Linked DNA regions of Homo sapiens: all the other regions are linked to region 2. The links are chromatin loops, found by intact Hi-C in ENCODE. Cell type or tissue: heart left ventricle. All regions are shown on one strand.

Region 1 (8,000 bases), 290 kb after region 2:
AATTTTCCATTTTAACCATTTTTGAATATTGATAAAGATATTTAGATGTAGCAGAAATAATAGCTCCTGTCTATAGAGCTGGGGGCGGTGCTAACACACAATGATACAGCTAAATGACAATCCATGAGAAAAACGAGCGAAAAACAAAATGAGCCCCAAATTATATTATCGTTAACTAGATATCAAAGGCTGATGACTCTAAATCCAGATTATAGAACTTTGAGGATTTAGAAATTCTGCAGTAACTGAATAATCTCAGGTCTTTTTTGTTTGTTTGTTTGTTTGTTTTGTTTTACTGAAGCCCCTAAATCCTACTCAGCTGAATTGTAAGGCAATTGGAAGGACTTGAGAAATTTTAGAGAAGACTTCTAGAGGGTTTATAGGACCCCATAGATTAGTGACTTTATAAACTCTAGCCCTTCACTAGGTGTGCTTACTTATTCTTATAACCTGTGGTTTGAGAATTTTTTTGTTGGAGATGCCTAAACATTAAGGAGAAAATAATGTATTGGCCACTATTCTTTCATAATAGTGGTTTCAGCCACAAATAGATCATATTTTGATAGCTTTGAGTATCAAATTCTGTCAAATATGATCATTTCCTTTGAAAATGGGCAAATTCTGAAAGTTGAACAGCAGTATAGAATACACATCAATGAATCAATTTTATGTCCATTAACTCCATACTTGGCTTTTTATAATGCATTATACTGAACATTGATAGAATGAAAATATTTACACCTACACATGCATGTATGTATACATTCATATAATATGCACATTTGCATGGGCAGGTTAAGTTGACTGTTTTCCTCTAAAACCTTTGCAAACTGGAAGCTTAACCAGGAAGGAAGCATAGTATCCGGTAGCAAAATGATAGAATGATCCTGAGATATTAAAAAATAATTGCGTTTTTAAGACTCTATCTTTTTTTGGTGCTACAATTTGAAATAGATGAACCACTCCTCCCCACTTTCAGAGAGAAGGAGAGAAAGAGAAACTATTGAACCTATAGTTTTATGAGGAAGTATAATTTCTAAACATGCCTAAAAAGAATCAGAGGAAGTACTTAAAATTAGATTTTCAGGTCCCTCTGAAAGTTTGGGGTGGGACCCAATAACCTGTATTTTTAATATGAGACCTGGGTGAATCTTATCAGTAGACACCTCTGGGGAATAGTAAAGTATCAGATAAAGCAAATAGATAGTGATACCTTGTTTCATGGGCAGAAATTAAATGTATTTTTTTATCTTTAGCTTAAGATAATTTTTACTCTAAGTAAAAAACTAGTACTTCTATTCAGAAATCTCCCCAGGCAGAGAAATCTCCATGCAAATTATTGCCTTTAGGTTAGCAAGATTTTTTCCATGTTACATGAATATATTTTCAACGTTAGCTTATGCGACAATATTGGAATATAGGTATGTATTTCTCTCACGTATTTACCTTTAAATGTATTGTGCTTAATGTACATTTGTACATATATCCATTAAGATATTCAGACCGAGAACACACATGAAAGTGGAATTCTTGGGAATACCAAATTTGCAAAAATGCAAACAAAAATACCAGCCATCTGACAGAATCTTAGTGGCTGGGTCTGTTTATTAGTAAAAACAACAAGCCACTTTTTGCTGTGTGGACAACTCTCTGAGGTCAGGCAACAGGCACCAGAACTGCAAATTTTAGTAACCTCTCTTCATAAAAGATAGGGGCAGGTGATTTTGTAAATAGTCAAAGTAAGATGGTCAGTCAAAGCAGACGCAGTTATGGTATCATTTGATTGGTGAAAAGTTTTTTAAAAGGGTGAGTGATACGCATACTAAAGCAGTAACTAAGACTTAACAACCAGGCTAGACTTTCTTAATTTACTCCAGCCCAGGTTTGTTTTCCTTTATGTCAATGGATGAATTGTTCCTCACCACATGGTACATATGGTTCCCATTAACTTTGTCTTTATCCAGACGTTTTTCATTTCTACCATTAAATCTTGAGTTTTGAAATTGCAGAGGCAGGTTGAAATTGGTAAAGAAAGTCTATTACTTGTGTGTTTATGGCAGTGTTTAAGGTTTATTTTTGGAAATCCTTAGTCCTGTTCACACATTCTTATATTCCACTTTCAAAGACAGAAATGGAATCACAGTTGACCTTATCACTATAGCAGCAAGGGTGGATCATTTTCCCCTCTTGCACAAATTAAAATGGTACTCTGTCCTTTTGATTTTCACACAGTGAAGTAAAATTGACAGTGGCCTCGTTCCTGTCTGATAGAATTGTGGATGAAATCCTGGATGCACTCTCACATTGCCATCATAAACTGGTGAGTGCTGTGCACATCTTGAGCAGGACCTCCTGTTTCAGCTCTGCTGTGATGCAGGATGACTTCCGGTGTGGGGATGTGATTTCTTTTCTGTATTTCACACTATTACAGCTTTATGGTTTGTGATCTTGGTTTTCCTCCTTTCTCTTCTATGTTGCTTCTAGCCATTCTGGAGCATGTTAGAACTTCTCCAGAGGGAATGATAAGGGAAAGCAGAACTGATTGTATCCAGAAATCTTATTGTTCATTTATTATAAAGGTCAAAAGCTTGGGGAAGAAATGTTGAGACTGAAGTCTGAAATTAACATTTTAATTTATCTTTGCTCATTTTGTTGTTGATATGATTATTTGATAATGGACTATTCTAAAAACATGGGAGAAAATAAAAATATTTGAATAAAGAAAGTGCAAGAACAAAATGGGCATAATTTAGTAATGGATAGCTGCTGACTGCCCCACAGGTGCCTTGGATATAACCAAGGTAAAAAAAAAATTTCTTCATCTAGAGACTGGTTCTGCCTCAAGGTAGGGGATTTTACTTCCAATATCAGTGCATATGAAAAAATGTATCAGAAACTCAATGTTGCGCAAACTTCAGGAAGTTCTCTGAGGTACAGATGAAGCTTTTATAACTGGTTATATCTAATGCCTCAATATGATGCAGTGGAAGTCTCCCAGGAAAGTTATAGCAATGTTTCCTTCAAGAAAAATAATTCTTCAATGTTTTCTTAACTGTGCGGGATGGAGATACCAGTTTTATGGCATTGAATTGTTGGGTGACCCTAGAGAATCCTAAAATGAGAGGAGCAGCAATAGCTTCTTCTGCGTGAAACAGACAAAATGCATGTTTTTGAAAAATTCATTTGAGAAAAACGTGTAAGACTGTCTTCCAAAATCTGAAAGACAAGACAGATATCTCTAATAGCACAATTCAAATGCTGCCTGTGGACCAGAGGTGGCCCACTAATGGATGGTTCCCCAGAGGAAGCATCCAGAAACTTCTTGAGCTTCCAATATCAGTGCATATGAAAAAATATAGTTTTTCATTGTAGCACCAAAAAAGATAGAGTATCCAAACACATGTTATCTTTCTGATTTTTCTTTTTTATTGTATTTTAACAGTGTATTGGTTTGTGCTAAATTGGAAATATAAAAAACCAGTTTATCACCACATTGAATGTAAGAAACACTGTTTTCTATTTCCTGGCACAGTAAAGAGCTACATGATTGTTTAGAGCTCCTGATTCAGCCTTTTTTTAAATAAGTACAAACAAAAGCAATAGAGTATTCATTCATTCATTCATTCATTCATTCATTCATTCAGGATGGAGTCTTGCTCTGTCACTCAGGCCAGAGTGCAGTGGTGCGATCTTGGCTCACTGCAACCTCTGCCCCTAGGTTCAAGTGATTCTCCTGACTCAGCCTCCCGAGTAGCTGGGATTACAGGTGTGTGCCACCACACCTGGCTAATTTTTGTATTTTAAGTAGAGATGAGGTTTCACCATGTGAAATCCTTTCTCAGTCTCCTGACCTCAAGTGATCCACCTGCCTCAGCCTCCCAAAGTGCTGGGATTACAGGTATAAGCCACTGCACCTGGCCTAGAGCATCCTTTTAAAATAAACTTATTTTAGAAACAGTTTATTGATAACCCATGGCTCCAGGAATGGCCTTAAAATGCTTACTTATGACACAAATAGTACATATTATACTAACAGAAATCTTCATGTGAGAACTACACTGAAAGTTTGAATTTTTCACTTTTTTGCATTTGTTTTTTCTTAAAGAATTTACTCAGAAAGTATTGATTTTTTTAATTGCGAAAAAATTTGCTGAATGCACTTTTGGTTTGAACTTCATTTTAACATTAATACTGCTGATTTAGATTATAAGGAAAGAGATTAAGTCTCATATGAAGGAAATACTGTCTTCAAAATGAAACCTTGGTTTCAATGACTTTCAGATACCATTTTCACCAACTTAAGTTTGTAAACGTTCTCAAAGTTTCCGTGGACTTGCCAACTGGTTTTCATTGTTTCAGAAGAATTAAATCAAAGTTCCTGGTGTCAGATCAGCTCAGCACTGAAGTTTGTTAATTTCAGCCAAGCTTATTCTACCTCTTATTTAATTTTTTATGTTTACCTAAAGTATAACACTGGAAATTAAGAAATCATATCAAATATGGTATTCATTATATGAAAACAATGAAAGCGAGCAGGAATTAAAATTTTGCTAGTAATTTCCTTCTTTTCAGTCCTTTAAAAATAATGAAAGTTGGAATTGTTTTATTACTCTCAGATACTTTTTAGTATAGAAGGAAATTTCTTCAGAGGAATTATCAAATAAAATTAATAAAAAGAACACTACTATGTTGTCTCTTCATTTACTAAGAGATTTATAACTTATTGCTTAAAACACTCTGTCCTCCAAAGAAAGATAATAAAAGGAGGTAAGTTACTGTACTGTGAATGTATTAAGAATTGTCCTTGTCACTCGTCAGCTTTGTGCTCCACTGCGCCATCTTGTGGAAGACGTCTTCAGGAATCCTGCTAACCAGCACTTTCTCTGTACTTTAATTTCTCCTCGTACACGTCTTGACCTTCTAGGCTGACCATTTCAGCAGACGTGGCAAGACCCTTCCTCAACAAGAATCCTTAGAGATCGAGCTGGCTGAGGAGAAGCCAGTTAAACGTTCCATCATCACAGTGGAGGAGCTAACAGAGATAGAGCGTTTGGAAGATCTGGATACCTGTATGGTAAGACACATCCTCTGGTGGTACCGTTACCCTTTTCACTGGACTGTGCCATTGTTTTTTTTTTTTTTTTTAAATCTCACCTTTTGAAATCAGACCAAACAAAACACTGTCCCCACCCTCAGACAATTCTTTCAGAAAAGTCCTAAAGAGGCCGCTAATGAAGTGAATAAAGCTGAAGCTTCAGCCCCCTTCTAAGGCCCTGTAGCCATAGTGGGAAAATTCCTAATTAGGAGAAATAGATTAGGTAACTCTTAAAGGTTTTTGTGACAGGAAAATATCTTCAAATAAAATTATAAATAAGCCATTAAAAATGTGGAGAAAGACTTTTTCAAATAAAAAATATATATAGGGTGACTCTTTCTTGGTCTTACCTGTTTTCTTTTGTTACACAACTTTTTGACAAACCCTTAAATTTGGGCTTCCTGTTTAGATGAGATTCTGTTTCGTTAACCTGATTTGATGTGCTTTAGAAGATGGAATGCACACTATAATGTTTACCTAACTGTAGGTCTTAATTTCTTATCCATTTTCTAAATTTCATGTAGCATATCCATCTGGCCCTATAACTAGAGTATTTAGGTTGTTAATACCTTTTCACTCTAAGGAAAATTTTATCTGAATCCTATTTCATTATTTTAAAATTTATATTAATCAGCATAGCTACTTCTCACTTTACCATGAAACAATTGTTTGTGTCTATATCATCCTCTGTATTCAATATGTTTATGTCTTACAAAATGTTTACTTTTTAATAATTCCTTATAATCTGAGGTGGTGGTGGTAAGACTAGGTTTTGGTTACTTATATGTCCAAATGTTTCTACATTAGCTTGTGATTTTAGTAATTTTTAGATGAAGCCATTGTTAAGAAATAGTACTTGTTTTAACTTTGAACACCAAGGATCTGATATGGCCGATATTACTTTTCTAACCTAGGAGGGAATGTAGTGTGTTAAGAAGTTTACTTATTTATAAACCACTGTTATCATGTTTTAAAGTCTGTGAATAAAATATTTGAGGGTTCTCTATGTAAAGTCCTGTCCTATACAAGGAGAACAGCAAAGAAAGCCTAATGTATAATCCAAGATTGTAAGCAACATTCTAATATCACTAAATAAGGCTGAAAAACAGTTTTCTATATAATTATATAAACCTGCACATATATTTAATCTGGGTGGAGGAAATTGTCAAGTTTTTAAAAACTTGGTTGTCCATCTTATTATAACATTTATATTTCATAAGTATTTTGAGTTTGTTTGCCTTTTGAGGCATTAGAAGTTGGACACTATGTTATAGGATAATTGTTCTGGAAAGCTCTTAGACTAGCCCTAAAAGAAAACAAATAATAAGAAATAGATTTGAATTAAAAATTTGAAATCAACTCCACATACCACGTTTCCTACCAGATTTATTTGGTCATGTGTAAATTGGAAAAGGGTGAAGGAAAAAACAAGCTAGTAAAATGTATTTTATTAGGTTTATAGATGATGTGGTTTGGAATGAGGAAAAGTTGGTTATGAAAGACTGGCTCACCTACTGTAACGTTGGTTTTAAACTGTGTAAACTTTGTTTGGAAGTAAGTTTTTTTGTTTGTTTAATTTGGTTTAGTTTTGTGAAAGGAAGAAAAAGGTTGTTTGTTTGTTTTAAGTGAGTGAGTTGAGGGTGGAGGAAAGGAATAATTTTAAAAAATGCAGTTGGAAGACCACCCTCAGAACTTAAGGGACAGGCCTGCAGCAGGCACAGCCCCTGTGAGTCAGCATCCATTGTAAAAACATTCATGTTGCCATGATGCCTAAAGAGGCAGGAGTAGATGTAGATCTCTTTGAATTCAACTCTCAGGACAAGCCACGTTAGGAGGGTAGACTTTATCTGGTTTAAAGGGCCAAGGAGGTAAGCAGGGAGGGCCATTCCTGAGATGAGCCTGTGTTGAGTCCTAGGGTGAGGAGCAGGGCCCTGGGTGTTGAGGGAGTGACAGAGAAACACAAGAGCTCTTCATCAAAAAAAGAATATATAGGTAGGCATGAGTTTTTAAGTCATGAAAGCAGCTTTTGTTCTAATAAATATTGTCTTCATTCATTGTTCTAACTAGGCTAATAAGTTGTTAAGTAGTAGAAAACCAGAGTTAAATTTGCTGTTAGTGTAATGAAAAAGCATATTTTTGTGTGTGTAAAAAGTGCAAGTCGGGATTTTATACTATTGATAATAATTTCGTGTATACTTTCAGCCTAACCATCAATTCCAAGCCACCCAAAGATAGAACCTTTCACATGGCAGCAGCTGCCCGAAGTGCAAGGATCCCTCTCCTAAAGGAAATCGATTTTCTGAGCTGGTACAAACTCATAGCTAATTTGGAAGGAGTAGAGCAATAGATTGCTCTTTTAATGCCTCCTTTCATAATCAAAGTAGCAAACCATTATTGTTTGTTATTGACATCTATTACCAGATATTTCAAGCTGTGACCCTCATACGATGCCATTGGGGGAAAAAAGTTTGCAGTCCATATTTCAAAGGGAGGTGCATTTAATTCGTGATGGTTTTCTAAATGAGTGTATGCATTTTCCTTGGCAGCATTTCTATCTTAAGTGATCCGGAAAGTTAGGACTCAAGATTAACTGTTGTGTAGAAAACTATCAGAAGGGCAAGTACATAAGTACATGCACGCAACCTTTCCCTCATGGAATTAAAAACCCCTGGTGGGTAGAATTTGTGCCACAGATGGAGCTTACAGCACTGTTGAATTTGATTGCTTTGGGAGATGTTGTAATTTTACTATTACCAAAAATGTTTGTTTATAGCCCAAAGAACGGTGAAACTTTCCCTATGAATTCCAAAGGAACTTTGACACATCACCAACCTGCTATTCACAGATTTAAGTTTGTTCACAGATCCTGGCATTTTTTGTGCAGGATGTTCATAGCTACTAAACC
Region 2 (8,000 bases):
TTGCAGTGAGCCAAGATAGCGCCACTGCACTCCAGCTTGGGTGACAGAGCGAGACACCGTCTCAAAACAAACAAACAAACAACAACAAAAAAAATTAAACCATGTAACCAATAGAGATGTGTGTGTGTGTGTGTGTGTGTGTGTGTGTGTGTGTGGTGTTGTGTGTGGTTAGGCAAGCAAAAACAACAAAAAGCAAGCAAACAATAAATCTAACATTTAGGATCAAAATATTATTTGAGGGAGATGCAATGGGATGAGACAAGAAAGGCACATGTAGATAAATATAGGTTACTTATTCTGATTGTTGGGTTGGATGTTTATTATATTATTGAATGGTATTGTGAATGGATCAAGGATGATGGCATATAAACACCCAAAGTTTATGGTTAACACAATTCTGTGCATCTGAAGTGCAGGAGAACAAGGTGGGAAGTAAAAAAGAAGAGTAGAAAAGAACACAGCATTATGAAGTCTGTGGCAGAAAACAATATAACTTTCTAGAGCATAAAAAAAAGGCCAATGTGAGCACGGCTGGAACTGGAGGACGTTATGTTAAGTGAAATAAGCCAGGAACAGAAAGTTAAACACCACATGTTCTCACACATATGTGGAAGCTAAAAAAAAAAAAAATGTTGAGCTCATAGAAGTAAAAAGTAGGACAGAGGATACCAGAGGCTGGGGAGGGTCATGGGAAGGGTGGGTCGGGGGCAGGATAGGGAGAGATTTGTTAAAGGACAAAATTACAGGTAGATAGGAGGAATAAGTTCTATTGTTCTATACCACTGTAGGTAATACATAGTTTCGAATAGCTAGAGGAGGAGGAGGATACAGAATGTTCCCAACCCAAGAAATGACCATTGTTTCAGATGATGGATATGCTAATTACCCTGATCTAATCACCATACATTATGTTTCAAAACAATACTATATACCCCCATGAATATGTACAATTATTATTTGTCAGTTTAAAGGTTTTTAAAAGATTAAAATTAAAAAAAAAAAGAAAAAAACCCGGCCGGGCGCCGTGGCTCACGCCTGTAATCCCAACACTTTGGGAGGCCGAGGCGGGCGGATCATGAGGTCCCGAGATCCAGACCATCCTGGCTACTTTCGTGTCTACTAAAAATACAAACAGGGCCTGTAGTCCCAGCTACTTGGGAGGCTGAGGCAGGAGAATGGCATGAACGCAGGAGGTGGAGCTTGCAGTGAGCTGAGATCGGGCCACTGCACTCCAGCCTGGGCGAGAAAAAAAAAAAAAAAAGAAAGGAAAGAAGAAAGAAAGAAAGAAAGAGAGAGAGAGAGAGAGAGAGAGAGAGAGAGAGAAAGAAAGAAAGAAAGAAAGAAAGAAAGAAAGAAAGAAAGAAAGAAAGAAAGAAAGAAAGAAAAAAGGCCGCCCGGTGCGGTGGCTCATGCCTGTAATCCGAGCACTTTGGAAGACCGAGGCGGGCGGATCACGAGGTCAGGAATTCAAGACCAGCCTGATCAACACAGTGAAACCCCATCTCTACTAAAAACACACAAAAAATTAGCCAGGTGTGGTGGCTGGTGCCTGTGGTCCCAGCTACTTGAGAGGCTGAGGCAGGAGAATTGCTTGAACCCAAGAGGCGGAGATTGCAGTGAACCAAGATAGTGCCACCCCACTCCAGCCTGAGCAACACAGTGAGACTCTGTCTCAGAAAAAAAAGAAAAAAAAACATTTTCTGTGTGCCTGACACATAGAAAATCAGCAAGATGTATCTCTCAGGGCAGACTCTCACTGACTCATCCCATAGAGGCTGTCATTCAAGCATTTATTAAATCATGATGTGAAATGCAACAGTCATAAATTCTGGAATGTTTAACCCATTTAGCACGGGGGAGGGTAGAAAAGTCACATAGTAGCACTCAATAAATGTTAGTTCACATCCCCTTTATAACTGTAAAGTTCTGCAAAGGCAATACTAGTGTTTATTTTCGTATGGAGAAATAAAATAGAACAAGCATGATATCATGAAAACAACACTTAAAATGAGAGTTCTAGCTTTGCCAATAACTAGCTGTATGATATTAGGAAAATTATTCTCACTGGACTCCATCTGTAGTAACTGGAGTTTGGTATATTGGAAATTTCCAAGTGAGTTCCACAAAACACTAATGTCTTTTAGGATGTTAATAGGAGCTAAATGAGAAAGAATCTGTGATCAAGTCCTATTTGTAAGTGGACTGAATGTTTGTGTCCCCCCCAGATTCATATTTTGAAGTCTTCACCTCCTGTATGGCTGTATTTGGAGATGGGGCCTCTAAGGAAGTATTTAAGGTTGAATTAGGTCATAAGGGTGCAGAACTGATCCAATTGGATTAGTGTCATTAATAGAAGAGACATAAGAAGAGCACCTCTCACTCTCTCCAATATCATCCTCCAAGAAAAGACCCTGTGAAGACAAAACAAGAAGGCAGGTATGTGTAAGCCAGGAAGAGAGCCTTCACTGGAAACCTAACAAGTCAGCACCTTGATCTTGAACTTCCAGCCTCCAGACTGTAAGAAAATTAATTTTTCTTGTTTAAGACCCTAGCCCATGATATTTTTTTATGGCAGCCCAAGCTGCCAAATACGGTTTTATGTATAACCCTTCTCAAAGATTTCTAATACTCGGAGAAGTTCTTTTTTTTTTTTTTTTTTTTTTTTTTTTTGAGACGGAGTCTCACTGTCGCCCAGGCTGGAGTGCAGTGGCGCAATCTCGGCTCACTGCAAGCTCCGCCTCCCAGGTTCACGCCATTCTCCTGCCTCAATACTCTAAGAAGTTCTACAGTGAAAAAAAAAAAAAAAAGAAAGAAAGAAAACAAGGGAAATTTATCTAATGTACTGCTTCTGAAACTTATTTGTCTATTAAACACTTTTTTAAAATCACCATCTTTTGAAACAGGGCTTGGGAAACACTAGCCAGGATTTTTCAGTTCTGTCAGTTCTGAAACTAGGATTCCTTCTAAAACCTATACGATGTAACTGATAAAGTTAGATTTAAACATGAGTGAGACTCCACTTATAAACTAGGTTATAACAAGGAAATTCAAAGGAGATTGTAAATGCAGAGGCAGCACAGTGAATGAAGTAAACACTTGAAAAACAGCATCATATGTCATGCGTGGTGGCTCATGCCTGTAATCCCAACATTTTGGGAGGCTGAGTTGGGCGGATCACCTGAGGTCAGGAGTTCGAGACCAGCCTGCCCAACATGGTGAAACCCCGTCTCTATTAAAAATACAAAACTTAGCCAGGTGTGGTGGCAGACACCTGTAATTCCAGCTACTCGGGAGGCTGAGACAGAAGAATTGCTTGAACCCAGGAGGTGGAGGTTGCAATGAGCCGAGATCGCACCACTTCACTCCAGCCTGGGAAACAGAGCTCCATCTCAAGAAAAAAAGAAGGAAGGAAGGAAGGAAGGAAGGAAGGAAGGAAGGAGAGAGAGAGAGAGAGAGAGAGAGAGAGAGAGAGAAAGAAAGAAAGAAAGAAAGAAAGAAAGAAAGAAAGAAAGAAAAGAAAGAAAGGAAAGAAAGAAAGAAAGAAAGAAAGAAAGAAAGAAAGAAAGAAAGAAAGAAAGAAAGAAAGAAAGAAAGACCATCACTGCTTTGTGTGGAGACAGCTTCTGTGTTCTTTCAGGACAACTTGAGAAGTTTTACCAACAAAAACTCTCCTGGGATCTCCATTTGTTCATTCCATAAATATTGAGTGCTTACGGTGTGTCAGGGACTGTTCTAAACACTAGCATGATAGATGGCATCATGAGACACCAACGTGTGTCAGAAGAGAGCTCTCATTGCAAACACTAATTTGTACAGATTTTTAATTGCAGCATGAGCAAAAGTAGCTAGCAACTCTGCTAGTTACCAGCAGATGGCAGTAGCAGTCACTTCTTTACTGGCATTTTAGATTGGGAATGTGTAGAAGCACCACAACCTATCATCAGAACTACTCTGTGGTGTCAATGTGTGACTTAGGGACAGTTATCTAACCCGTCTGGAGTGAAGCTTCCCTATTTAAATACTAGAGATAATAAAAGCACCTACCTCTTAAGTTGTCTCGAGAGTTACATGAGATAAAACACTTGAAGTGCTTTATCTTCAACATGAAGGAAGGGTTAATAAATGCTAGTTATTACTTAGTATGGTTGATACTGTTTTTTTGCCATTTGACAAAATGTCAATTATCCAAAAGAGGAAGAGAAGCAGATGGCTAAAAGTTGTATTGCTTCATAGAGCAATAACAATATCAGCAATAAAGGAAAAGAAAATCTAAATATCTAAAAATATAACAAAGGGTGCAATACAATCTTAAGGTAATCGCTAGAAAGAAAGCAAAAATCTGAGCAGGTTTTTAAATTAGTACTTTTCCAACAGGTCACTTTTAAAGTATTTTGACTGTCTGATAACTCCCTACCTGCGCTGACTCAACATAATTGTGAATTATTTGTAAATTTCCTATTCATCAAAGATGCAGCAGATTTGCGAACAGAGTTTCTAGCTAGATAGCCAAGGGAATCATGGGGCTATTAGACAGCTAACTTTTTTTCTTAAGCTTATTGTTTATTGGAACCAAAGATAAGTTGTTTCAAGGCTAGGACCTCCGGAATGACTCAGTTAAAATGAGCCAGAATTCAGAATTTAGAAGCCTCAGAGCCAGCTTACCTCACTTCTTAAAAATATTTGGAGGAAAACACTAGGGAACTGAGTTGTAATGGGGAGGTGGGTAAGAGGAGTAAAACCCTCTTATATACCCTTGAGAGCTGTTTGAACAGCAAAGATTCCCAAAACAGGGACAAACTATTTCTAGGGATAATCTATATATGCAAATATAACTGTTTATTGAATGAATTCGTCCATATGGGAACGATTATGATGCTTCAGGACATGGATGATTTCACTACAATCTCAAGAGTTCAGTTAAAGAGGAAAACTTTCCATCTGCAATCCAAAACATCCCACACTTTTCTCTAGTAACAAATAGGGAGGTCTCAAAAGACAAGTTATCCTTTTTAGGAGATCTCCACAGCCTGAACTAATGAGCAACTGAACAATAATAATCTCATTTTTATGACAATTCATGTGACGACATTGAACAATGGGAAAATAGGAGATAAGCAATGCTGATGAAATGTGTCAGTGGCTTAGCATCATTGATGGCTATTATTATTTTTACTTCTTATGTGGCCAGATTTTTTAAACAGAAAATTTGGAAAGATTTCTCAGACTGCTATTTTCTCTTTTTAGGTTGACTTATTTATTGCCCCCACTTCAGAAATTACTTTTTGAAATTGCCCCAGATATCAGGTTCCAGAGGACAGAAGCAAACAACAAAGGTTAATCCTGAGTATACAGATATTAATAAAAATAGAAAAGAAATGTGAAAAATAAGTACATTCACTAATAAAAGTAGTTTAGTATTCTTTTTGTGATTGATCAATATGCTAAAAATACAACACACACACACATACACAACAAAGTTAGTAAAACTAAACAAAAACACGTATCGCCCATCATTCAGCATTCACAATACAATGATTTGCTGAAATTTCTCTTAATTTTTTCTATGTTTTATGCCAACTTTATTGTGGTAGCAGATTGTGGTATATTCCCTCCCCTAGAGCATGGAAGGGACCTGTAAATATGATGGGATCTTTCATTATTAGGTTGTGTTATATGTAGTACAGATGACTTTAAGAAAGAGGGACTAGGGTGAGGAGGAAAGGGAGGGAGAGAATTAACCTAATGCATGCAGGGCTTAAAGCCTAGATGACAAGTTGATGGGTACAGAAAACAACCATGGCACTTGTATACCTATGTAACAAATCTGCACGTTCTGCACATGTATCCCAGTACTTAAAGTTAAATAAATAAATAAATAAATAAATAAATAAAGAGAGAGAGAGAGAGAGAGAGAGAGAGAGAGACTAGCCAGGTGCAGTGAGTGGCTCACGCCTGCAATCCCGCACTCTGGGAAGCCAAGGCAGGCAGATTGCTTGAGTCCAGGAGTTTGAGACCAGCCTGAGCAATGTAGTGAAACCCTGTCTCTACTAAAAATACAAAAATGTTAGCCACGCATGGTGGTGTGCACCTGTAATCCCAGCTACTCAGGAGGCTGAGACAGGAGAATCACTTGAGCCTGGGAGGTTGAGGCTGCAGTGAGCCAATATTGTGCCACCGCACTCCAGCCTGGGCAACCACAGTGAGACCCTGTCTCAAAAAAAAAAAAAAAAAAAAAAAGAGAGAGAGAGAGAAAGAGAGACTATACTTGGTGGTCCTGACCTGTCCAGGTGAGTCCTTAAAAAGGACAAGTCTCTTTCTGGTGAAAGAGGTTAGAAGCATGAGAGGAGTTTGATGCAAGAGAGATTCTAGCTTTGCTCACTTTGAAAATGGAAAGGGGCCACATGCCAAGGAAAGTAAGCTGGCCCTCGGAGCTGAGAATGGGCCCTGAGTGACAGCCAGCAAGGAAACAGAGATTTCAGTTCCATAATCACAAGGAACTAAATTCTGTCAACATCCTGAATGAGGTACAAAGCAGATTCTTCCCAATAACCTACAGAAATAAACATTTCTAGTAATATATATATCATTCTGAGAGTTATTTTATCTTTTCTGATTTCCAAAAATAGAATCCCCATGGAATCTGAGGTTAGACAACTGTATGCCTCCTGTTACCACAAGTACACACTCTTTTGTGTCTAGATTTCTTTTTCTTAGCATAATGTTTTTGAGATTCATCCATATTGCCATATATAATATTAGTTCATTTCGTTTTATTGCTGAGTGTTTCTCTCTCTTTATTTTATTTTATTTATTTTTTTGAGACAAGATCTCACTCTGTCACCCAGGCAGGAGTACAGTGGTGGGATCATGGCTCACTGTAGTCTCGACCTTCTGGACTCAGGTGAGTCTTCCATCTTAGCTTCCCAGGTAGCTAGGACTACAGGCACACACCACCATGCCCAGCAAATTTTTTTTTTTTTTTTTTTGAGACGGAGTCTTGCTCTGTAGCCCAGGCTGGAGTGCAGTGGTGCCATCTTGGCTCACTGCAAGCTCTGCCTCCCAGGTTCACACCATTCTCCTGCCTCAGCCTCCCGAGTAGCTGGGACTACAGGTACCCACCACCACACCTGGCTAATTTTTTGTATTTTTAGTAGAGACGGGGTTTCACCGTGTTAGCCAGGATGGTCTCCATCTCCTGACCTCGTGATCCGCCCTCCTCGGCCTCCCAAAGTTCCGGGATTACAGGCGTGAGCCACCATGCCTGGCCTGCTTAGGATTTTCTATGTATACAGTCATGCCATCTTCAAATAAGACAGGCTTTTCTTCCTTTCTGCCCATTATGTCTTTCATTTCTTATTCTTGCCTTATTAGTATTGCTAAGACTTCTAGCATAATATTGAGTATAAATAGGAAGAGTAGATACTCTTGTCTTGGTTCTGATTTAAGGAGGGAAGCATAAGGGGGACTAAATGCTTCCACCAGTAAATATAACATTACTTATAGGTTTTCCATAGATTCAATTTATTAATTTGAGGAAATTCTCCTCTATCCTAGTTAATGAGAGTTTTTATTTTGAATGGATGTTGAATTTTGCCTTATGGTTGTTTGTGTGTGTAAAGAGATAATTGATGTGACTGTTTTTCCTTTTCTTTATGGGATGGTTTTTATTTTGAAATTCAAATGTCTTTCGTAGATTTAGGGCTTTTCAGATTTTTTCTATTTCTTCTTGAGTCACTTTTGACATTTTTATCTTTCAAGGGATGTGTAGGTTTCATTTAACCTGTAAAATTTATTGGCATAATGTTCTTCATAATATCTCCAATATTATCCCTTTTAATATTTGTAATCATGTCCCCCTCTCATTCCTAATATTGGTCATTTGTGTCTTCTATCTTTTTGTCTTGATCAGTCCACCAAGTGTTGCATAAAATTTAATAAATTTTTTTGCAAAGACCCAGATTAAGTTTTACTAATTTTAAAAAGTTATGGGTCCAATTTCA
Region 3 (8,000 bases), 680 kb after region 2:
CTCGGCTCACTGCAACCTCCACCTCATGAACGTAGTTTTAAACAGCACTAGTGCCTAAACCAGACTCCAGAGATCATGATCCCTAATCCTATCCCTACCCTGCGGTACTCATTCTGAGATATGCCCTGGGTAATAAGAATTTTAGAAGGTACTCAGGTGATTCTAATGTTCAACCAGTCTGAGAACCATTCGCAGACTTCATATAGATACTTTATTCCAAACAGCTGAGCTGGACCATAGCTAGAAGAAGGAATAGAGATGAATGAGAGTTCATATTTTCCATAGAAAGCCGCTGCCCTCTTCTAAATGTGAATGGAAGTTCTGGAGACCCCTATCCTAAGGTAGACAGATGACAGATACACTGGAGAATGCTGAAGGAAGCAGATAGGAGTCTAGGCTTTAGACCACACCTTCCAAGACGTACTACTCATGCCTGATGAAGTATTACCAAACATACCCCTGGGCCAATAAACAAAGCAGGAGCAAATGTGTTTGTGTGTGTATAACTTTCTACACAAAATACAGAAAAAAGTGATTCAATGTTCAGCATAAATAAAATTTTGTGTTTTAGTATTGTTTTATTTCAAAGTACATCTTGGTGAGAATGCATTATTTTGAACTGGATAAAAGCCCCCCACTACTGAATCCCAGGTCTCTCTATGAAGCCTGAATAGAGGCACTGTAACTCTAATGGCCAAAGGGCTGGCCTGGAAATTCTCCCTTCAGCTGCAAAAAGAGAAAAAGAATAATCCAAGCAAACAAACAAAACAAAGAAATGAGCAAACCACTACAACACAAAACCCTTGGGATGAGATGAGTACTAGACTGGGAAAGTGATAGCTCTGGTATTCATGTGTGTGTGTGTGTGTGTGTGTGTGTGTGTGAGAGAGAGAGAGAGAGAGAGAGCACATGAGAGCACACACAAGACCCTATAGAGGAACCAAGTAGCTTATCTTCTTCCTTGGATTCCTCTATCTCATAGCCTAGAAGACATGGGGTGATCCTAGCCCCTGGTAGTGTAGGACAAGGTAGAGTGGGACTGTGGTTTTAAAATACTTTTTAGACCGGGTGTGGTGGCTCATCAACACTTTCGGAGGCGGAGGTGGGTGGATCACCTGAGGTCAGGAGTTTGAGACAAGCTTGACCAACATGCTGAAACCCCGTCTCTACTAAAAATATAAAAATTAGCTGGGCATGGTGGCAGGCACCTGTAATCTCAGCTACTCAGGAGTCTGAGGCAAGAGAATCGCTTAAACACAGGAGGCAGAGTTTGCAGTGAGCCAACATCATGCCATTGCACTCCAGCCTGGGTGACAAGGGTGAAACTCTGACTCAAAGTTAATTAGTTAATTAAAATAAAATACTTTTTTATTTGGGGCTGGGTGCAGTGGCTCATGCCTATAATTCTAGCACTTTGGGAGGCCAAAGTGGGAGGATCACTTGGGGGCAGGAGTTTGAGACTAGCCTGGGTGACATAGCAACATGCCATCTCTACAAAAATTTAAAAAATAAAAATTAGCTGAGTGCAGTGGTGCACACCTGAAGTACCAGCTACTCATGAGCCTGAGGTAGGGGGAATTACTGGAGCCCAGGAAGTTGAGGCTGCAGTGAGCAATGATTGGGCCACTGAGCTACAGCCTGGTGACAGAATAAGATGCTGTCTCTAAAAACAAAAAACAAACAAAAAAAACCCAAAAACCTTCTTATTTTAAAATGATTTCAAACATATAGAAAAATCAGAAAAACAGTACAAAGAACACTCATATACTTTTTACCTAGATTGTTAATATTATACATTTGCTTTTTCTCTACCTATCCATTTATTTATATGTCTTTATATCTCTTTATATATATATATACTTACTGAAACATTTGAAAGTTGCAGATAATCATCTTCCTATATTACTCAATACTTTATCTTTAAATTCAAATTCAAATTTTACCAGCTGTCCCAATCATGTCTCTGACAACACTTTTTCCCCTCAATCCAGGATCACAAATTGCATTTGGTTGCTATCTCTTTAGTCTCTATTAACCTGGAACAGTTTCCTGGCCTTTCTTTATCTTTCATGATATGAAATGACAATGAATTTTTAAAGGTTAGGTGTTTTGTAGATTAGTTCAGTTTTAAAACTTCACAACAAAGTGCCAAAGATGTCTTGGCAGCAGTGCTCAAAACAGGTTGGAGATGCATAGGAGCCACAGAGAAGGGTCTGGTTCAAAGGCCAGTGGTCGTCTCATTACAGCACTGCTCCATCAGGTCTAGGTCTGGAGACTTGGTAGCACGTCTATGGCCCCAAAGTGTGTAGAGAATGTTGAGAATTGCCTAGGGTGGCAGACTTAGAGGAAGAAAGGTTGGTATGAGGCCTGTCTAAAATTGAATTTGGCTATAGAGTTATGGAAGGGTTTTAGGCCATGTCTGGGTGGAATCAGATTCAGTCAGCAAGTAAGGGGTCTTTGGGAGGTGAGCTTAGGCTGTCTGGGCCCCTTCGAGGAGGGCAGATTTTATGGGGAAGGGCTCTCCTAGAAGAACCTAGTTTAGGATGAGCAAATCACGCAGGTTCATTCTCCACTTTACCCTAGCACTTCCTAGGCTCAGTGGTGGTTTTGAACTTTTCCCATCCCTGCAATTACTCCATAAAGGGAATGTGCAAGGAAGAGGGGAGGAAAGAGATGTGAGTTCTGCCAGAGGCTTCACTGTTTCATTCCCAGATTTATTTGAAACCAACCCTCCTCCTGTACTTCATGCTCTCCAAGCTCATGGTCCTGGAACTTCACATTTACATAATACGGAATTTTTTTTATTACCCTTGATCTTTATGCATGCAATCTTTCTGAACACCCTGGACCCCCTCCTTCTCTTGGTGACCTTTTCCTTCTCCAAAACATGGTTCACCAGTTATTACCTCTGCAGCAGTGGTCCTTCCAGGAGTTGCTTGCTGCTTTGTTCTTCTCTCAGCCTCAACACTTTTTCTTATCTTGTTACAGCATTTAGAATGTAATGTTTTGTTTTGTTTTTAAAACACATCTTGGCTTTCTGGAAACTTATATAGAAAATAATTTTTTTTCCCTCAATAGATATATGGCTAGGGTCCAGCCTAATGTCTGCCATAGAGAAGCCTAATGTCCAGCCTAATGTCAATAAATGTTTATTGTGGGCATAAAGGAATACATTTTAAAATAATGGAGTGTTTAGGTAAAATTAGGATTATTAGCTTGAGTCATTTAAAATCATCCACAAGAACCAGATCAAATGTACATGTCTTTAATACTGGTGAAAGAAGTAGTTACGCTGTCTTAAAGGCAAAACGATATGGACATAGCCACCAGAAATACAAGAGTGCCATCTCTTGGTAAACCTGTTAGCAGACAGAGAAGACACTGAGAAGCCATGTAAAATATACTTGATAATGTGTCTCTTATGTAGGTTATGTAAAATGTGGAAGAAAGATGGAAACAAAATTGAGAGACGTGGTTATGGCATTTTCCAGGAAAATTGGAAAATATTTTCTCCTAATAATTCATGCAAAATGTAATGATATTTTTTAATGCAGAAGAAAACAGTGTAACAAAAAGCATTATAATTATGGCAAATTGTTGAATGCTTTCTCCACCCCTGCCCTTTCCACTCAGAGTAGGAATGAAATAAGGATGTCAGTTATCACACTTTATGTTCAATATTATATGGGAGATGCTAGCCAGTGTACTGTGGAAAGAAAAATAAATGTTAATGTTAGATGTTAATGGTGTAAATATTTCAATTGAAAGGCAAAGATTGTTAGAATCGACTTAAAAATGCAAGAACCAAACACGTTGGCTAGAAGAGAAACATCTTAAATATAAAAACACAGATAACTTGAGAATAAACATATTAAAATATATACACTATGCAAACAGAAAGCATAAAAAGACTAAAATGGCTATAATAATAACAGCTAAAATAGAGTTTAAGACAGAGAGTGTTACCAGAGACAGAGTGATATTTTGTATTGTTAAAGGAGTCAGTTGCCAGCCTGGCCAACATAGAAAAACCCCATCTCTACTAAAAATACAAAAATTAGCCAGTCATGGTGGTATGTGCCTGTAATCCCAGCTACTCGGGAGGCTGAGGCATGGGAATTGCTTGAACCCAGGAGGCGGAGGTTGCAGTGAGCCAAGATCACACCACCGCATTCTACCCTGGGTGACAGAGTGAGACTCTGTCTCAAAAAAATAAAATAAAATAAAAATGCCGAGGTGGGCGGATCACCTGAGGTCAGAGGTTCGAGACCAGCCTGGCCAACGTGGTGAAACTCTGTCTCTAATAAAAATACAAAATTAGTTTGGCATGCTGGCACATGCCTGTAATCCCAGCTACTTGGAGGCTGAGTCAGGAGACTCGCTTGAACCCAGGAGGTGGAGGTTGCAGTGAACCAAGATTGTGCCACTGTACTCCAGCCTGGGCAACAGAGTGAGACTCCATTTCAGAAAAAACAAAAACAATGACAATAGAAAAGTGTCATTTCATCAAGAAAACATAATAATCATAAATGTATGATTCTAACAACAGAGTTTCAAAATACATAACGAAGTTTTAAAATACATAGCAAAATGTCATAACAGAGTTTCAAAATACATAAAGTAAAAATGGAAAAGAAAAGACAAAATAGACAATTCTACAATCACATTTGGAGAGTTTAACACCCTTTTTTTGGTAATGATGCAATAACTAGACAAAATATCAGTAAAGACACAGAAGATCTGAACAATCCTATCTATTATCTTGAGCTAATTGATTTATAGAACATTATACACAATATCTGCATGCACATTTTGCTCAAGTACACATGATATATACATCATGATAGATCATATTCTTTTTTTCTTTTATTTTTAGTTGACATATAATAACTGTACATATATACGGGATAAAGAGTGATATTTTTATATGTGTACACAATGTGTAATAATCAAATCAGAGTAATTAGTATATCCATCACCTTAAACATTTATCATTTATTTTGTTGTGAGTATTCAAAATTCTTTTCTAGCTTTTTGAAAATATACAATAAATGAGAGTTAACCATATGCACCCTACAATGGTGCAGAACACCGGAACTCATTTCTACAATCTAGCTGTAATTTTGTCACCATTAACCAACCTCTCCCTATCCTCCCCTCCTTGCTACCCTTCCCAGCTTCCGGTACCCACAGTTCTGTTCTCTAAATCCATGAGCTAAAAATTTTTCTCTACTTTCACATATGAGTGATAACATGTAGTATTTATCTTTCCAATCCTAGCTTATCTTACTTAACATAATGTTCTCCAGTTTCATCTACGTTGCCACAAATGACAAGATTGCATTCTTCTCATGGCCAAATAGTATTTCATTGTGTATATATGCCACATTTTCTATCCATTTGTCTGTTAATGAACATTTAGGGTTGACTCTATATATCAGCTCTTGTGAAGAGTGACGCAATAAACATGGGGATGTAGGTGTCTCTTTGTATACTGATTTCCTTCCCTTTGGATAAATAGCCAGTAGCAGATTTTCAGCCTCATCTGGTAGATCTATTTTTAGGTTTCTGAGAAACCTCTGTTGTCAGTAGGCTGGTTCAGATTCTTGAATTCCCTGCACAAAAGAATTTGAAAGCCAGTCCAAAGTAAAAGTAGGCAAAGGAGTTTATTGCAAGGTGAAAGTACACGCTGATAGCAGAGTCAGGGTCGGCTACTTCAGCACCAATTGACACTGAAGAAACTCCCGTTATGGGAGTCCTACGTGATTATCCATGAGGGGGTGGGAATGGGCATTGTTGTTAAATATGTTTTGGGTGGTCTCTTGAATGTGCATGCAATATTGCCATACACGCTAGTACATACATCACATGTATTATTAGCATTTTAATTCTCTACCCAAGGGTGTGTTTCTTACTATTAAAATGAGTATATGTCAACCTGAGAACACAGCTTGTGGGTTTCTGCACTTGCACGAACTTAGGGATTTTCCCTCCTGCTCTTCTACCTCCTTGACTGAGGATATTCTAACCACTAGCCCCAGATGCAGTTTGTGTAATGTCAAGAGATTTGTTCTCTCCATCAATTTGACAAGTTTCTTGTTTCCTTTCAAGGGAGGCTGTGACCACCCTATGTAACCTACCTCACTTCCATACTATTTTGCATAATGGCTATGCTAATTGACATTTCCACCAGTGGGACATAAGAGTCCCCTCTTCTGTACATCCTCACCAGCATTTGTTATTTTTTGTTTTTTTGACAATAGCCATTCTAACTGGGGTGAGATGATACCTTATTGTGGTTTTGATTTGCATTTCCCTGATGATTAGTTATTTATATGGTTTGGCTGTGTCCCTACCCAAATCTCATCTTGAATTGTAACTCCCACAATTCCCATGTGTCCTGGGAGGAACCCAGTGGGAGGTGACTGAATTATGGGCCGGGTCTTTCCTATGCTGTTCTTATGATAGTGAATGAGTCTCACGAGATCTGATGGTTTTAAAAACGGGAGTTTCCCTGCACAAGCTCTCTCTTTGCCTGCTGCCATCCATGTAAGATGTGACTTGCTCCTCCTTGCCTTCCACCATGATTGTGAGATCTCTCCAGCCATGTGGAACTGTAAGTCCATTAAACCTCTTTCTCTTGTAAATTCCCCAGTCTCAGGTTAAGTCTTTATTAGCAGCATGAAAACAGACTAATACAGTGATGTTGAGCATTCTTTCATATATTTGTTGGCCAATTGTATGCCTTCTTTTGAGAAATGTCTGTTCAGTTCACTTGCCCACTTTTTAAATGAATTGTTGGTTGTGCACGGGTGGCTCGTGCCTATAATCCCAGCACTTTGGGTGGCTGAGGCAGGAGAACTGCTTGGGACTAGGAGTTTGGGACAAACCTGGGCAACACAGAAAGGCCCTGTCTCTAAAAAAATGAAAATAATAAAAATAAATGAATTATTAAATCTGACTACAGTAGAAATAAATTTGAAATCAATAAAAATAAGAAATGTAGAAAAAAACACACATATTTGGAAATTAAACATCATTCTAATTAATCAATCTCTCCAAACAAATCACAAAAAATTACAAAATACATTGTACTATATAATAATGACAATAAAGCACATCAAAATTCATGGGATGCAACTTAAACAGTGTGTAGAGAGATCTGTAACTTAAATTGCTTATAGTAGAAAACAAATAAAGTCTAAAATGAAAGTCCAGATTCTACAAAGGTGGTATGTCTAATAAGAGATACTTGTGTTCTCCCAGTAATACTGCGATCCCAAAGGATGATAAAAGTAAACTAGAAGTAATCCCATCCTACTCTCTGGAAACTGCTAGAATGTTTGCTCTGCTTCTCAGCAGAGCAAGGGATGTGAGAGAGGTGGGGAGAGACAGAGAGAGAGAGAGAGAGAGAGAGAGATCATCAATCCTGATAAGTTGTAACCACAAGCCAACTTTTATACACATTTAGGCTAAAAAATAAAAAGTCTTGGCTAGCCACAGAGGCTCATGCCTGTAACCCCAGCACTTTGGGAGACCAAGGTGGGAGGATCACTTGAGCCCAGGAGCTCGAGACTGGCCTGGGCAACAAAGTGAGCCCCATCTCTAAAAAAAATATTTAAAAAATTAGTCAGGCATGGTGGCACACACCTGTAGTCCTAGCTATACAGAATGGTGAGGCAGAAGGATTGCTTGAGCTCAGTAGGTTGAGGCTGCAGTGAGCCATGTTCACACCGCTGCACTCCAGCCTGGGTGACAGAGTAGGACTCTGCGTAAAAAAAAAAAAAAAAAAAAAAGTCTCAATTCATGAATTGAGTTTAAAGTAATACTTGACTGGTGGTACCCCAGCTTCCTGGCAAAAGCAGACACAAACCCCCTCTAGAAGAAAGAACATCCCAGTCCTCAGTGACCCATAAGTAATTTTACCAGAAAAATAAAGAAGTTACTGGCAAAATCATCAAATGCACAAAATGGATTGGAGGAAGCGTAGCAAGAATAAA

The links. A loop is a pair of places that touch in the nucleus more often than their neighbours do. Peaks named below come from ENCODE experiments on the same cell type or tissue, not always from the same donor. Only the 100,000 strongest peaks of a DNase experiment are listed, where the experiment ranks them.
Region 1: it touches region 2 in a loop (13-fold over the local background); 58 of 110 quality-filtered maps call a loop at or near these places.
Region 3: a loop joins it to region 2, with 8 times the contacts of the local background. A loop is called at or near these places in 14 of 110 quality-filtered maps.

Annotation. Positions count from the first base shown.
Region 1 is chr6:25,551,777-25,559,776 of GRCh38, forward strand. CARMIL1 (capping protein regulator and myosin 1 linker 1) reads left to right here. Exons shown (of 37, transcript NM_017640.6): 28 at 2,233-2,320; 29 at 4,925-5,074. Among named protein-coding and RNA genes, the nearest start is that of SCGN, 96 kb to the right of the region's middle. In heart left ventricle, CTCF peaks have their summits at 4,839 (motif pointing left) and 5,039; a DNase peak (open chromatin) is centred at 4,845.
Region 2 is chr6:25,261,999-25,269,998 of GRCh38, forward strand. No RefSeq gene overlaps it. Among named protein-coding and RNA genes, the nearest start is that of CARMIL1, 13 kb to the right of the region's middle. In heart left ventricle, a CTCF peak has its summit at 3,871 (motif pointing right); no DNase peak of the experiment used is centred here; H3K27ac peaks cover 970 bases.
Region 3 is chr6:25,939,393-25,947,392 of GRCh38, forward strand. No RefSeq gene overlaps it. Among named protein-coding and RNA genes, the nearest start is that of SLC17A2, 13 kb to the left of the region's middle. RefSeq lists an enhancer at 6,218-6,277. In heart left ventricle, a CTCF peak has its summit at 3,350 (motif pointing left); no DNase peak of the experiment used is centred here.